Linked DNA regions of Homo sapiens: regions 1 and 2 are each linked to region 3. A link is a contact called in ENCODE Hi-C or POLR2A ChIA-PET data. All regions are on one chromosome and are shown on one strand. The core of a region is the stretch at or near the end of the contact, and the rest is flanking DNA. Distances in the headings are between cores, read along the strand shown.

Evidence for each region. Hi-C counts contacts between places; a loop is a spot of excess contacts on that map. ChIA-PET counts read pairs that join two places held with the same protein, here RNA polymerase II (POLR2A). Pooled maps may share reads with other maps.
Region 1: a map with no recorded cell type shows a loop between it and region 3 (6-fold over the local background). The contact joins two enhancer-like sites. A Hi-C loop is called at or near these places in 1 of 37 single-sample maps with no recorded cell type and 2 of 50 pooled maps. POLR2A ChIA-PET finds 5 or more read pairs at or near these places in 2 of 52 experiments (GM12878 and OCI-LY7).
Region 2: a loop to region 3 is called in a map of mammary epithelial cell, with 5 times the contacts of the local background. The contact joins two enhancer-like sites. A Hi-C loop is called at or near these places in 3 of 168 maps with a recorded cell type or tissue (chondrocyte, mammary epithelial cell and prostate gland) and 8 of 50 pooled maps. POLR2A ChIA-PET finds 5 or more read pairs at or near these places in 2 of 52 experiments (AG04450 and Panc1).

Annotation. Positions count from the first base shown.
Region 1 is chr2:216,056,204-216,059,705 of GRCh38, forward strand. PECR (peroxisomal trans-2-enoyl-CoA reductase) reads right to left here. Exons shown (of 8, transcript NM_018441.6): 4 at 2,692-2,773. Among named protein-coding and RNA genes, the nearest start is that of PECR, 24 kb to the right of the region's middle. RefSeq lists enhancers at 1,745-1,924, 1,985-2,044. Within about 2 kb of position 1,593, at least 9 of the 41 ENCODE cell types and tissues checked have a DNase peak (open chromatin) inside an H3K27ac peak, as active enhancers do; they include GM12878, where a contact is called at or near this core.
Region 2 is chr2:215,663,634-215,667,107 of GRCh38, forward strand. The region is part of intron 5 of LINC00607 (long intergenic non-protein coding RNA 607); the gene reads right to left. LOC102724861 (a long non-coding RNA gene) reads left to right here. Exons shown (of 8, transcript NR_187737.1): 3 at 1,747-1,812; 4 at 3,350-3,427. Among named protein-coding and RNA genes, the nearest start is that of LINC01614, 53 kb to the right of the region's middle. Within about 2 kb of position 1,323, at least 7 of the 41 ENCODE cell types and tissues checked have a DNase peak (open chromatin) inside an H3K27ac peak, as active enhancers do.
Region 3 is chr2:215,917,170-215,920,345 of GRCh38, forward strand. No RefSeq gene overlaps it. Among named protein-coding and RNA genes, the nearest start is that of LINC00607, 75 kb to the left of the region's middle. Within about 2 kb of position 1,307, at least 4 of the 41 ENCODE cell types and tissues checked have a DNase peak (open chromatin) inside an H3K27ac peak, as active enhancers do; they include GM12878, where a contact is called at or near this core.

The DNA of each region.
Region 1 (3,502 bases), core at 343-2,842, 140 kb after region 3:
AGCGACAGCCAACAGTTTCAATTTGTCTCTTAAGAGAGCTAAAATTTAAAAAAAAGGAGTGCTCAATCTCTGACATTCATCCTCCTCTTCTATTGTAGAGGATACCTAAAGCCATGTCTTTCAAATTGTAAATTACAACACAATGCTAATAGTGAAATAAAATTAGCAAGTAATAAGCAGCAAGTGTAAAAAAAGAAAATACAACAGAGTAGACCACAATAAAATTGAAAATATCAGCCGGGTGTGGTGGCTCATGCCTGTAATCCCAGCACTTTGGGAGGCTGAGGCAGGTGGATCACCTGAGGTCAGGAGTTCGAGACCAGCCTGACCAACATGGTGAAACCCCGTCTCTACTAAAAATACAAAAAACTACTGGACGTGGTGGTGGGTGCCTACAACCCCAGCTACTCAGGAGGCTGAGGCATAAGAATCACTTGAACCCAGGAGGCAGAGGTTGCAGTGAGCCAAGATCGCCCCATTGCACTTCAGCCTGGGCAACAGGAGCAAAACTCCATCTCAGAAAAAAAAAAAAAAAAAAAGGAAAGAAAGAAAAATCAGAGTGCACAATACATAGTAAGAATGTTTGCTTCACGAATTTTGTTTTGCCTATAGACACATATACACATATGTGTTTACTAGGTCAAGATGTAAAATTTCTTACTATGAGTCATGGTCCAAAGTGTGAAGGCCACTGGAAAAGGAAACGATTCTTAAGAGAACAAAAGCAAGAAGTATCTGAAACACTTCTTTTCCATGTTAAAGACAAGCTGTGTTTTTTTTCTAGCCAACCGAATATCAGAAAAGCCAGTGATTTCATTTCAAAAATGTATTTTAAGAAAAGAAACTCTCATTACTTCTTACATATGCATGAAAGAGGACACATTTCACTCATAAAGGAACTACAACTTTTCTAAAGGGCAGTTTGGCAATATCTCTTAAAATTACAAAGGCATTTGGCTTTGGACTTAGCAATTATACCTCTTGCAATTTAGGCTACACACTATCTGATGTACAGAAAATGTTACTTACTGCAGGTGTTTAGTTTGGTTTTGGTAATAACAAAAGGTTGGAAACAACCCAAATGCTCACCAACTGGAAAATGGTTACACAAATCATTCCTTACTTATGGTTTATAAAAGTGGCATATTAGCCATAAAAAAATAAGAAGAAATCTCTTTAGACTCTGTTAAGAAAATATCTCCAGGATATTTGCTTCATTTGAGAACATCAAGATACAGAATAGTGTTTATAGCATCCTAAATTTGTGGTTAAAATGTAGGAAAAAGATATGCCCCCAAAACTATTAACACTAGTTGCCTGTGAGGATGGGAAATGCCAGAAAGAACCTACAATCTGAATTATTTCTTCCAAGATGCTAAAATAGGTAAATACATTTAGTAAAGAATAATGAGCAGGAAAAGAAGGTAGAGTGGTATCAATGGCCTGCACACCATTTTTTACTCTGTTTTTAGTAACATCACATTGATTTCCACTTGAGGAAGTACCTCTTGCCTGTTCTCAGTCCATGTCTGAGCGATGATGACCACAGTTCCTCATTCCTCAGGCTGACCATGCATAGCAGAGCAACCTCATTTCTACAGTTTTTGGTTAATGACTGAACACATAACCAGGCAGGGTCAGTTAATGAGTATCCTCTCTGGGACCTGCTGGCACCATTAATATTGTTTTTGCTGGCATGACTTGAGAGGCACTCTCTCACTGGAGAGTTAAGAACAGCTAGAGTGTTGACCTGTAACTCTTGCTAGTACTCGCCTTTTGCCACACCTAGAGACAGCCTGCCTGAGAATGTACGCAGACATGAAGAAAGCAAAACCAAAAGGAGAGGCAGCTTCCTGCTAACATTGTGGCTGAACCTAACATGCCCTTTCCGCAGTGGCTCTGCAGGTACCAGGATCCCCTCCAGGGCTTGCACGACGGCTGCGCTCTGCCCCCAGAGTTTCTCTTGCAGCAGATCTGGTGTGGGGCTGGATAATTTGCTGTGCTAACAACTTCTCCCAAGTGATGGGGATGTGGCTGGTCTGGAAGCCACTTTTGGAGAACCACTGCCCTAGATTTTTACTTAAGCCAAGTTGAATTTTATTTTTATCCTATACATGTTTGGGAGTTCTGCATAATCCAGGAAATGAGCAGGGTACTAAAATTTGCATAAAGGAGGCATGCTGTCTGTGTACAGAGTGGCTAATCAGAGGCACAAAACCTTAGAAACTTTTGGAGAAAAAATCCTGGATTATCTGTTAGGAGGAACAACTTAGCAGTCCTGTGTAAAATCAAGTAGCTATATTAATGGTATTCAAATCTAAATTAACACAGATTAGTTTCATTTCTATACTTTAACAAATAAGCTATTCCTAGACAGTGATGGCCAGTTTAGTCACATCGGGATTAGAGTTGCCCAAGAAAACACAAGACATCCAGTTTAATCTGAACATCAGACAAAAAACAAATACTATTTTCCCTTTCCTTGGTAAATCTGGCAGTCCGCATCTGGATGAAAATGTTTTAGAAGTACTTTGAATTTTAAGTTCAAATAAAATAAAATGTTAACTGTTAGAATCACAGCTCATTAAAGGTATTAATGATCTTGATTTAAGAAATGTTCCCTAACATGCTTCCCCCAATCAGAAGACAAAACTCAAAGACTTAGAAAGAAAACTATATAAAAACGCTTACACAGCTAATGGAAATCCAGCTTTAGTAGGGACAATGATATTGACGATAGATCCTCCATGCTCTTTCATCCAGGAGCTGTAAACTGCAGGATAGAGGCAAACTCAATCATTAAATTTTTAAAGTATCCTGGCCCTCCTGATACCTTGTTTCAGCACACTGCCTGTTTGATATGTTTTACACGTCCATTTACATTTCCTTATAAAAAGCCTGACTGAGGTAAAATTTATACATCATAAAATTCATCTACTTTAAGTGTGCAATGTAATGACTTTTAATAAATATACGGAGTTATGCAACCATTACCACAATCCAGCTTGAGAACCTTTCCATCACCCCAAAAAGTTCCTTCACACCCATCTGCAGCTTAACCCATCCCCAGGTAAACACTCATCTTTCTGTTTCTCTAGATTTGCCTTTACCTTTTCGAAAATCTAATGTAAAGTGAATCACACAATACGTGGTCTTTTGTGTCTAACTTCTTCCACTTAGAATCATGTTTGTGAGGTTCATCCACGTTGTAATGTGTTAATAGTTCCTTTTTGATTGCCGAGTAGTATTCCATTATGTGGATATGCCATGTTTTATTTATCCACTTATCAGCTGATAAACATTTGGATAGTTCCACTTTGGAGCAATTATGAATACAAATCTTTGTGTGGTCATATGTTAACTCTGTTTAGCTTTTAAAGAAACTGCCAAATGGTTTTCCAAAGTGTCCCTCCCCATTTTACATTGTTCTCAGAAATGCATGGGGGATGTAGTTTCTACACGCCACTGCTGTCTGATTTTTTGATAATAGCCATCTAGTGGG
Region 2 (3,474 bases), core at 73-2,572, 250 kb before region 3:
CCCAGAACAGAGTTCCTATCATAGAGAACCAGAGGGGAGTCTACCCCCAGCACCGAAGATGTATTCCAAACCTTCTAGCAGGGTCCCATGTGAGGTACAGGACTCGGTGAGAGGAGGGGGGCCTGCCTGAGACAAGTGGGGTAGGTAGTCACCTAGAAGACATGTTTTAAGGAAACAAAGACCCATTCACCTACAGATCTGTCTACCACGAGCCTGTCAAATCCAGTTAGAGCCAATCCTTTGGATTAAAAAATATTGGCTCAAACTGGCCTTTTCAATTAGAGGCATGGAAACACACTATGACCTAACTGTCTTTTAAAATCTTAGCACCAACAATTCATTAAGTGTATATCTTTGACTCAGCCACCCATCAAGACTTTGAGACAACACACAGAACACATCATCTTTGGTGGAAGTTGGAAGAGTAAAACACTGCTTGAGATGAAGATGTCAGGGTTGAAAGAAGGCACCAAATAAACAAGAAGTCTTATCAGTGGAGATAGCAAGAAAGCCTGGAAAAGATGGTGCCAAACTGGAAAATATGGTGCTAAAGAGGACAGGAATGGGAATACCAAAGACAAACCTTACTTAGCCATCAGTTTGTCTGCATCAGTACTGTAGAGAGGCTACTAAGGGGGACTATTACAGAAGGAAAACAGTCTGAAAGAGATTATTATAGAGGGAAAGAACTTGAGGAAATTGAAGGATTCTCACACTTTGGAAAAAGTAAATTCTCCTACTCTGGTCCTATTTAATCCACTGTGTGTGTATGTGTGTGTGTGTGTGTGAGAGAGAGAGAGAGAGACAGAGCGATAATTCTTGGAAGCAAACCCTCTCTTTTCTCACCCTGAATTCCATGTTATCACTATTTTACACTGAGTTAGGAGGATCTTCTGCCCACACATTTGTATTATTGCTTTTCTTTTAAGTATCTTAATTCTATAGTAAAATTTGCCATAAAATATTCATAGATGGATGGGCCTAGCTCTTTAGCCATAGGTCCAGCAGGACTTACTTACATTAAATGTACCATGATATTCTAGATGTTTTAGATTATATATCAGAGAGTCAAGTGAAAAATCAGAAAGTGTTTTATGTCTATACAGAATCTTAATGATGTCTTTTTTTTTAAAGTATTATAGGAAGTGTGTTGGAAAAATATTTTGAAAACAGTAGATTTGAAAGCCCCATTTTGCTCACTTTACTCAAGTATCTGCCTCCTTAAGGTTCTAAGATTTGCCATCATCAATTAGCTGTGCAAACCATGCTGACAAAATCCCTTTTAGAATAGTTTCTTTCACCACCAACTTGCTTCAGAGCCTCACAAAATGACTCATCTAAATGAGACGGGTCCTCTGGCCCAAAGGGAACAGCTAAGTGACTGACTAATGTTTTACACTTGGGAGAGAACAGGAAATTAGCTGCATGTTTACTGTGAGGAGACACTGAAGAATTGTAAGGAAGTACCTTTAAATACTTGAGTCCCCAAAAATGTTGCTTCACCATTTGCCTAAATGTTGCTTTTAAGTTGGAAGTGTCTCAGTTTCTAAGTGAGGGTTGGATGGTGTTACTATAAGGCACACAAAATTAACTAATAAAAGTCATTTCAGTTTCAACATTAAAAAAAATGAAAGTCCAAAGTTCCTGGATGAAAGAAAGGAGGCCTCAATTACATTATGACATATTTTACTTTTGTCTCTCTGGTGAGATAGAGTACAATTAACAAGATTCTCTTTCAATTTACAGTTAAGCCAGACATCTAAAACCAAGATGACGATGAAACTTTTCAAGTTGACACATCTTACGAGTTTTGTATGGATTTCAGTGAAATTTTTTCAATGAATTTTTTGAAAGATTGCATGCTTGCCACAAGTTCTACAGTTCATAGGACTGATAGTGTTCTAACCTTTCTTGCCTGCTACAAAATTCCCATGGTCCATACTCTCTCAACCACTGTATAGCTACCATTTATAACCAAAAAAAAGTCACTTTCTAGGTACAGTGTTTTCATAACTTCAGACTTAACCAGATGATCTAGACAAATTATTTTTTTAAAAAAATATTCAGTGAAACCCCTACTAAAAAATACGAAAAATTAGCTGGGCGCGGTGGCGGGTGCCTGTAGTCCCAGCTACTCGGGAGGCTGAGGCAGGAGAATGGCATGAACCCAGGAGGCGGAGCCTGCAGTGAGCCGAGATAGGGCCACTGCAGTCCCGCCTGGGTGAAAAAGCGAGACTCTGTCTCAAAAAAATAAATAAATAAAATATTACACAGTTCTTTTTTATTGATTTTGGTGGGAAGATTTCTACCGTTGATTGTATTGTGTTAGTCTTTTCATCAAAGGACATTTCATTTTCTTTGTCTACCTATTCAGCACTTCCTCATGAAACACTTCACTGCACAGGAATAATAAGTGTTGTCTATTGACTAATGTCAACAGCCAACCCTTCATTATCTTTCCTATTGGGGAAAGAGAAAATATGATTAAATTGAATCTGCTGTTTATCCCAAATTACACTTTTGCTGAGATTTTTTAACATTCTTTGCCACCAAACCTGATGATAACATGCGAAAATTGATCTTTTTTTTTCACCTCTCCCCTGTCCTTTTCTTTGAAGATTCACTGTAAAGAATTTTGTAGACTGTGGACAAATACTGAAATGCCAAAAGCATGTAACCTTTTAGATTAGACCAACAAACAATCACAGACATCATCACATTGGCTTTATCTCATTAGTGTAAATCTATTAAAACAACCACTGAAAGCTACTGTTGCTTTAGATGGATGCTTAGGAGCTAAATTATTTGCTCTATTCACAAGAAGGATTGTCTCCAAAATCCTCCTTAGTTTTGAATAGGAAAGTAGACCCTCATGTCTCTGCAGATTGTCTACACACAATGCACTGGGTCAAGAGTCAAGGATGGCCCTGTCTATTTTTAATTTAGAATAAATGCACAACCAGTTTAGCAAAATGAAATTTGTACTTTTAGTTCTCTATTTTCAGATTTTTCATATGCTGAATGATTTAAGACTTCCATTTGTGCATTCACCTAAAATAAGAGAAAGCTCTCAGCAAAATTTTGAGTAAATAAGTATCTTTAGTATATTCTGTTTTCCTTCTTACTTCCCTTCCCAAGGATCACCCTTATCACCTTTCCAAAATAACAGTCCATCAAGTCAACCCACTATAAACTGAACACCAAACATTCTTCAAAGTTGACCTTTCCTTCATCCCATTCTCCTAGAATTCCGTTAGCTAAGTAATGCAATCTGATACACTATTGTTTTCTAGGGTAACAATGGTTTAATAAATTATTCCTCATAGATGATATATTTGCATTCCAACAGAAATTCTTATTACCTTAAACCCATATTTTCCACACTGTATCTTTGAAGAAAAAGAAGGACATCCTGAAGGCTATTCTGGTGAGTTTCTGACACTTTGAGAAACTGATAATGGAAATACGTCAGGG
Region 3 (3,176 bases), core at 57-2,556:
CCAAAATTCGAGTGTGTTATGCTATTTCCAGTAGTCAAAGATCCCTTCGGTGAAAGGGGAGGAAGAGCAGTTAAAACTCTATTCTGCCACTCTGTATTGCCTTTCATCTTTTATTAAAATGACAGGTTGCTAATTTGTCCTTCCATTAATGAGAATGTTTTTTGTTTGTTTGTTTGTTTTGAGACAGGGTCTCGCTCTGTTGCCCAGGCTGGAGTGCAGTGGTGCGAACTAATGAGGATGTTTTTAACTGATCCCCACTCTTTCATCTCATCTATTTTATGGCTTGAAATGAGTTCAGGTCATTAATTGAGCATTTACTATAGGGTAGGCATTGTTTTATTTGCTGGGAATTCATAGACCTCAAAGAGCTCACAGTTTGAAAGGGTCACTTTCACATAAATGAGTATTTATAATACAATGTAGCCATGCAGCACATAATAAACCTGTACATTTTCAGGACAACTGTTCTGCAGGAGACGTCCAGCCTGTGGCTAGTTAACGCAACTAAAGTTTCAGCAAAGCACTCAAGCGTAAGGTCCTTAAAGTTTTTCTCATTAAGTTTTTGTTTTTTTGTTTTTGTTTTTGAGATGGAGTCTCGCTCTGTCGCCCAGGCTGGAGTGCAGTGGTGCCATCAGGGCTCACTGCAAGCTCCGCCTCCCAGGTTCACGCCATTCTCCTGCCTCAGCCTCCCGAGTAGCTGGGACTACAGGCGCCCGCCACCACGCCCGGCTAATTTTTTTATATTTTTAGTAGAGACGGGGTTTCACCGTGTGTTAGCCAGGAGTCATTAAGTTTTAATAAGTCCAACCATCTCCAGACCAGAACCCCTCTGAATATGAAATAGGAGAAGTGAGATATCTCACACAGTAGCTATCAAGTTACTACTCACAAGCCAGAAAATGTCAGGGCTTACTTTGGCTTTCAAGTTCACAGTTCCATGAAATACAGAGTTAGGAAGGCTATCTTGATGAGCATTCTTCATTGGACCTCTCTGCCTTTGGACTTTTCTCTGCCTTGGACATTCGGGGAGCTGTTCTGCTTGGGGGTGCCTTTGTTAAGTGAAATGGGCAATTCATTTCCCTGACCACCAAGAGACATCCAGAATTTGTCATGTTTTATGAGTAATTTTGAAAGTGCTTACTAGACCTCCCTCCCTTTTCAACTGCTCAGGCTCAGTAAGCTTTTAAACTTTCTATTTCGTTACAGTACAAACAACTCTACAAGCAGGCCTCCTGCTTCTCCCCTCAGGCTATGCAGAATTATTCATACTCAAGGTCTAAAGAGGAACATCAGCACGAAGGAAAAACAGACTAAAGAGTGAAAACAAATTAGCAATCCAAACAGCTCTCTCCCAGCCTGTCACTGGAAGGCCTTTGGTGTCTCATTCCAGAGTCAAGGGGTTTTCTGAGTTGAAGATTAAAGGATACATTTTCAGGGCTCAGAGAACAGACAATCTGTGAAATGCATATTCACCCAAGGCAGCCAGAACAAGGTGCGCATATGAAGAACCGGGATGGGCCTTCACCCCAAACCAGATGAGCCTTGTATGGATAGTCGGTATTTTGCACCCACTGGGCTCGAGTCTTTCATATTTTATTCATGCTTGGGTAAGGAAAAAAAGAAAGAAGAAAGAAAGAAAGAAAGAAAAAGAAAGAAAGAAAGAAAGAAAGAGAAAAAGAAAGAAAGAAAGAAAGAAAGAAAGAAAGAAAGAAAGAAAGAAAGAAAGAAAGAAAGAAAGAAAGAAAGAAAGGCCATTAAGCTCTCTTTGGGAATGTGGGAAATCTTATCTTAGTTATTCTCAACCAGGGTGATTTTGCCCCACAAAGAAACATGTGGCAAGTGTCTGAAGATATTTTTGATGGTCAAAACTGGCACTGGGAGGTGTTGCTGGCATGTAGTGGGTAAATAAGAAGGAGAAGGCTGAGCACCCTGTGAGGCACATGATGACCCCCACAACTAAGATTTATCTGTTCCAAGATGTAGTTAGTGCAAAGGTTGAGAATCTCTGCCTTAAAATGTAAAGCAGTAAAAACAGAACGTTAAGAAAGCTCCTCCCTCTCTCATGTGTATATTTGTGTATGTCTCTGTTTCCATCTCTCTCTCTCACACACACACACACACACAAACACACTGCCGGCTTCATAGGGGTGAAACCTATGCACATGAGCAGGGTCCCATACTCAGAACAGTTCCTGTACTTGATGTAATCCTCTGCTTCACTATCTTGAAATTCTCAATAATTTTGCATGAGAGGCCCCATATTTTCCTTTTGCCCTGGGCCCTGCACATTACGTATCTGGCCCTGCATGCAAATGCCTGTGCAAGAGACACTCAGCATTTCATGCAGTAGAACCATATGTTCTCCACTACCCTCTTTTTTCTCCCCTAACATTCCACTTTATTATAGTAGTGCATGCTTTCATTCTGTTTTTGAAACCTCTCTTTGGGTTATGGCAGAGCCAACGCTGGAAAATAGACGTGTGTCATGGATTCTGAAGCGTCTGCATATTTTCTTCTTGCCCATCAAACTCTCTAGAAAATCCATACAGGGCACCAAGTGGCAGTCAGCAGATCGTGCGACATAAAAATTTTCTCAAAGACGCTGGAAAGAAGCTGCAGAGGCTTTTCTTTCCTGCAAGGGCAGCAGGGCTCTGCTCTGATCGTCCTTGCAGAGATGACAAAAATGATCCAGGACAAGAATCTTAATATCTGTAATCTAATAAAATCTACTTTCATGTCCATCCTCTTCTTGCCAGTCCTTTTTCATTCAATGTTCTGGATTGTTCACAAACCTATGAATAAGCTTAAAACCTATTAAAAACCTGCAAGGCAGGAACCATCACTTTGCTTCTTGTTAATCACTTTTAATCTACTACCACAAGTCAATCAGCAACAATTTACTGAGCAATTGTGAAGGGATGGAAGACCCTATCTGCAAACAATCTTGTTCACTTTTACAAATGGATCCCTTAAAATGTCCTGTTACTGGAAGGATGCGGACCTCTCAGGGCTCTAGAAGAAGCACCTAAGTGGATTATCTATGAGGCCTACATGAAAAACCAAACAAGAGCAACAATAAATTTGTTTTTTGAATACTGTGCAGTATGACAAACCCTGCCTAAGAGATCCGGGTCTGCATACACGTGTCTCTACTGCCATCTTCTGACGAGCCATCC